Regions from separate parts of the Homo sapiens genome. Here region 1 is linked to region 2. A link is an interaction called in ENCODE POLR2A ChIA-PET data of the cell type or tissue named here. Cell type or tissue: OCI-LY7. All regions are shown on one strand. Links, peaks and the distances in the headings refer to the core of each region. The heading gives the core; the rest is flanking DNA.

Region 1 (2,825 bases), core at 301-2,800, 180 kb after region 2:
ACAAAATTTAATAGTCTTGCTATGTGGCAGATACTATATTAGGTAGTGGGGCTGTACCACAGAACACAACCAGACAAAAATGTGGGATCTCAAGGAGGTTGTATTCTATCTTATATAGGGGCTTAATTATCATAAAAACAGAATTCATAGAATCACTTAAGTATCATAGCGATTCAACAATAGAAACAAATCTTAGAAAACATAATCCAACGTTACTCAATTAACAAATGGGAACAATAAGGCTTTGAGCAACTGGCAGAGATCAACTTGTCCTTTCTCTTGAAAGGACATTCTATTCTCATTTTGCTTCCAAAATATACTACAGCTATGTAATTTTCCATTGTACATAAAATATAAGTAGACATTAAGACTTTTGAAGTATAGTGGTTAAAAGTTATTTTAGTAGTTTTATCATCATTCTATGCATTTTCTAAAATGTTTCAACCAGCTACAATAAATTTCTAGTATATTATTACTTACAAAAATAATTTCAAATAATATTCAGACAGGTAAAAGTAAAGATCATGGGTTTACACAAAAAACTATTATGTATAATAAAGGAATGACTACATACATACCAAGTCTCTAAGAAAATCCCACTTCTTAGCTCCCATATCATAAAGTCCAACTCCACCATCCAAGAAACAACACACTGCATGACCAGGAGGAAGAGAAAATGCTTGATTCTGTGTTAAAGTTGGGGGTGGAACTGCTTCGCTTGTTGAGGATGTATAATGATTTTTGGTTGGAGATTGGACTGAAACTAAAAATAGAAGAAAAAAAATCCTATTGGAATGAAACCACAGAGCTTAATTTAGAAAGATTCTTCATTAAAAAAAAAATCCAGAATCTGTACCAGTAAACCATTTAGGCAATGATCATATATTCTCCCACATAAGCAGTTCTTTGGGATTGCCAAAAAATGTAATATAAGCACAAAATTGGATATTATTTTAAAGTACAGATGGAGCAAATAGATGAAAATTAGTGTGTTGAGGAATCACAATCTGTTGTGAATATGTGGTTTCTTATCACCCTATAAATTAAAGCTCAGCATGATTATTTCTGAATTATAAACTTCCTTCAAAATACTGACATAATAGCTTATTCCCTCCTTCCACACACACAAACATATATGCATATAATTTTTTCTTTTAATATAAATAACTCTCTGCCAACAATTTCCAAGCCAGTGAAAATAATTTTTTTGAGATTATGCATAATTCATTTTAATTTATCATAAATTAAGAATCACAACACTATCTGACCTGCACTGGCATCTCAATTTTCTTTCTTCCTAGATGTTTTTTTGTTTGTTTTTTCTTTTTACTGTTTATAGACTTGGATTTCTCCTACTTTCAATTACATAAATATCACTGTGATTATTTTTATATATTATTTATCCCATATTTTGTCTTCTTCCAAAAAGCTCTTCCTTAGAATGTGAATCCAAATATTTTCTTGCAAACATAATCCAAAATAATGACACTACAGTAAATTATAAGACCAATCGATTATTAATTGTACACTGGAATATGGAAAATATTTCTCAGTTTTTTTTTTTTTTTTTTTGAGACGGAGTCTCGCTCTGTTGCCCGGGCTGGAGTGCTGTGGCATGATCTCGGCTCACTGCAAGCTCCGCCTCCCAGGTTGACGCCATTCTCTTGCCTCAGCCTCCCCAGTAGCTGGGACTACAGGCTCCTGCCACCACGCCCGGCTAATTTTTTTGTATTTTTAGTAGAGACAGGGTTTCACTGTGTTAGCCAGGATGGTCTCGATCTCCTGACCTTGTGATCTGCCCGCCTTGGCCTCCCGAAGTGCTGGGATTACAGGCATGAGCCACCGCGCCCGGCCATTTCTCAGTATTTTTAATATTAAAATACAATTTTTCTTAGTTCATTTATTATGGATAATATTCATTTCTCAGAATCTGAGAATTACAGAAAGTCCAAACTAGAATGAACTACAAATGACAAAAGAGGCATTTGGTAGCAATGAATTTGGTTCACTAAATTTCGTTGATATTTTGTTTAAAAATTAATATAATCCATCATTGGTTTTTCTAACACTTTAATTGACATTATAGGTGGGTTAGACAACTTTTATGCACCAATCTATTTGTAAATCATGCTTTTCAGAATTCAGCGAGTACGTTTATTTTTTAAAATTTCATTTTCACAATTGTTCTTTTTCCATACTTTCTGTTATATTAAATTGAAGGGAAAACCTAGAAGTCAAAGAAGAGGTAATCTGAAAGGAATTGCTCGAAAATGACAAGACTGGTATGTTATTCTTTGTATTTTCTGACTTTGTCTAATGGACATGGGCTACTTTTATAGTAAGAAAAAAAATGAAAGAAAAGAATCTGGTATTTCAGACATTCCATGACATGGCAGTTCAAAGCTTCTAAACAAATAAAGGAACTAACAATGACAAAAAAATTCCAACATCCCTAAACAGTAAGCCAGCATCCAGCATATTACTTCTCTAGTCCTAATATTTCTAGACCCTCCAGTTTCCAGGTTCTACATTTATTAGGGACTTCACAATTTTGTACAAGGGGTATAGGTTCAAATATAGAGATTTTCTACTACTTGCCATTGCCTACCAATTAGACACCAAAATAACATTACTTTGAATAGCCATTGCTAATTACTTGGTATATTATAAAGATAGAGTAAGAAGGAAACAATCACTCTAAACTTTTCATCACTGAAATCCCTTCCCCATGCTTTTAATGATGTGTTATACAGAATGGGAACACTACCAACCATGCAGAGTAATCATGATAGACTTAACTGGAAGTCTATTATTTTTCCCTTATA
Region 2 (2,825 bases), core at 193-2,692:
AACAGAGGACCAGGGGGAGAAGATACCAGGGTGGGAGGGCAAAGATTAAATGCCTATTTTTATTTCCATTTTAAGACAAAGTATCCATGATTAGGTGAGGTGAGTGAATTAAATCTCAGAAATTTTAAAAATAGGGATATTTATAAATCTAAAAAATACTCAAATAAATAAAAAGATGAGTTGCTTTTAACCCTCCCAATTATTCTGTGAACTTTATCAAATTTTAAAAATGTATTTTCGATCTGTGTGTGTATGAATTTTTAGTTACTCTATAATTCAGTGAGTAACATCTAACTGCAAATGATAATTTAAAATGTTTTAAATTCAGATAATTTCCTATTATTGAACCATTCCAACTATTCATTCTGTATAACGTAGAGCAGCTTGTAGTATAACCCTTGGCCCACTGATTAAATGCATACTTTTTCTGCTTACATTATATAAACGATCTATCATAATACCTGGAATAGTGTAGGGACTCAATAAATGATACCTATTTAGTATTACCATTGCTAAAAGTTAAAAAAAAATCTGAACAAAGTTTTTGAAAGTGAAGACTTATATATTTTACCAATGATCAATGCCATGGTTACACTTTTTTTCCTAAGCACCTTATGTAGTAATTAATCACATTTAGATAGAATGGAGAACTGAGATAAATAATACAGTCATGCATTGGTTAGCAACAAAGATATGTTATGACAACTGCATTGTCAGGCAATGCCATCATTGTGTAAACATGATAGAGGGTTCTTGCAGAAACCCAGATGCATAGCCTAACACATATCTAGCCTATATGGTATGGCCTATTGCTCCTAGGTTACAAACCTGTACAGCATGTGACTGTACTCAATATTGTAGGCTACTATAACACAATGGTAAGTATTTGTGTATCTATATATCAAAACATAGGAAAGGTACAGTAAGAATACAGTATTATATATGTAGTCTTATATATTACATATATGTAGTCTGTCCTTGACTGAAACATCATTTGTGGCACATTACTGTAATTAATGTCCTAGGTATATAAACAAACAGTAGATGAGACAGAAATGACATTAGAAGCACACCTCAACGTGGAATAAAAGACTTTAGAGATTACCTGTAGATATAAACATATTATTTAAATTATTAAAATGACAGGTTTTGGGGCTTTGGGAAGAGGGTATAAAAAGGAAAACTTATCAAGAAACATGCCCTCAGGAAGAAAACTGTGTGCCTAAAAGCTAGACGTGAATAGGATTGCCATCTGCAGATGAGAAGGCAAGGCCTCCAGTGTTTGGGAAGACATCACTTCAATATTGTAGTGTGACAGAAGAGACTGAGAACTATTCTAGTCACATTTATGTAGTCACCACTCCTGTGATGTCTGAGTGAAAGTAACAGCATGACCGCTGATGCTGCAGCTGTGACTGTCACCTGGGCACTCAGCTCTGCAGTCGTTCCTTTTAAGACCAAGCTATAGCTCAAAGTAGTCCAATATTCAAATTTGAGGTCACACCAAAACTATAAGATAGATCTTTGATGTAGTTGAAATAATGAGTAGTATATGACAAAATCCTGCAGAATAAAAGAGAAAATGACTCCCCAAACTGTCATTCATTACTTCATGTGGCTTCAATGCTACCTTTAAGGAGAAGTGATCTCTTTGAATGAGCAAGGCTTATTAGTCAAACATCATTTTTATCATAGCTACCATTTACTTACACACCTACTGTGTGCCAAGCATCGTGCCAGCCATTTTGTTTCATTCACCAGGTATACAATAAATTACAAAACAAATCTAGACCCAAAGGTCATGGCTCACAGCCTAGCAGAGGACATAAACTTCAAGCAAGTAACAAATGATTCAAAATTATAATGAAGGCTATAAAGGAAAAGAAGAGGTTACTAAGTTAAATTATAACAGATGGAGTGTGTAGGGCACCTGTAGGGAATTTCGTTAACATGCTTTCAGCTACAAGGAGAAGAAACTCTGAACCAAAGTGGCCTGCGCAATAAAGAAGTTTCTTCTCTCGGTAACTCATGGAGAGCTGGTGGTTTCAGTGGCTCAACCATATTATCAGGTGCCTGGGTTCTTGTTTTGGCTCTGCTGTCCACAGTATCAATTTCCTTTTAAGCCTGAGTCTTTTTATGGTTATAAGAAGTCTCAAAAAAAATTAGATGTTTATTTTTCTCTCACTTAAAGAGTTGCAACTTGGATTTCTTGTCTTCTTGGTCATGTCCAGCAGGAGAGGGAAAGAGGAGTATGCTAGGACTGAGTCCTTCCCTTCGGGCTAATTGGTGCACTGTGGCAGAAAGACTGCTAGTTTTGCATCAAGATCCATGATCCTAAGTTTTCAGTGGGGCACAGAGCCACCTGGAACAAAGATTACATTTCCCAGCTTTCCTAAGAACCAGGTGTGCCCTTTTGACTGTTTTGGCAATAGAGGTAAGTGGAAGTGATTTCTGGGCTATATTCTCACAAGGAAGGGGTGTACCCTTCCCTGTCCCTTCGTGCTTCCTGCTGCTGCAATGTGAATATGATCTGAAGATCTACAGCCACATGTGAAGGTAACAAGGCAATATGGACCCTGAGTGCTTGACAGCTATAACACCATCCCGGCCCCCGGCTGTCTCCTTCCTCACTTCTTTTAAATGAGGGACAGAAATGAATTTCTGTTTCATTCAAACCACTAATTAGGAGAGTTTTCTGCCATGTGAAGCTCCAAACTAATATATTTTCCTTAAGTCATTGCCCAGGCAAGGCTGGGTACAGTGGATCACACCTGTAATCTCAGTGCTTTCCGAGGCTGAAGCAGGAGGATCGCTTGAGCCCATGA

What was found. Peaks named below come from ENCODE experiments on the same cell type or tissue, not always from the same donor. Only the 100,000 strongest peaks of a DNase experiment are listed, where the experiment ranks them.
Region 1: POLR2A ChIA-PET joins it to region 2 with 5 read pairs; 2 of 35 experiments call an interaction of 5 or more read pairs at or near these places.

The regions. Positions count from the first base shown.
Region 1 is chr4:176,129,492-176,132,316 of GRCh38, reverse strand. WDR17 (WD repeat domain 17) reads right to left here. Exons shown (of 29, transcript NM_181265.4): 7 at 579-763. Among named protein-coding and RNA genes, the nearest start is that of SPATA4, 65 kb to the left of the region's middle. In OCI-LY7, for the core only: no CTCF peak of the experiment used is centred there; no DNase peak of the experiment used is centred there.
Region 2 is chr4:176,307,877-176,310,701 of GRCh38, reverse strand. It overlaps SPCS3-AS1 (SPCS3 antisense RNA 1), which reads left to right. Exons shown (of 4, transcript NR_186171.1): 3 at 2,235-2,434; 4 at 2,735-2,744. Among named protein-coding and RNA genes, the nearest start is that of SPCS3, 11 kb to the left of the region's middle. In OCI-LY7, for the core only: no CTCF peak of the experiment used is centred there; a DNase peak (open chromatin) is centred at 1,391; H3K4me3 peaks cover 958 bases; H3K27ac peaks cover 2,035 bases.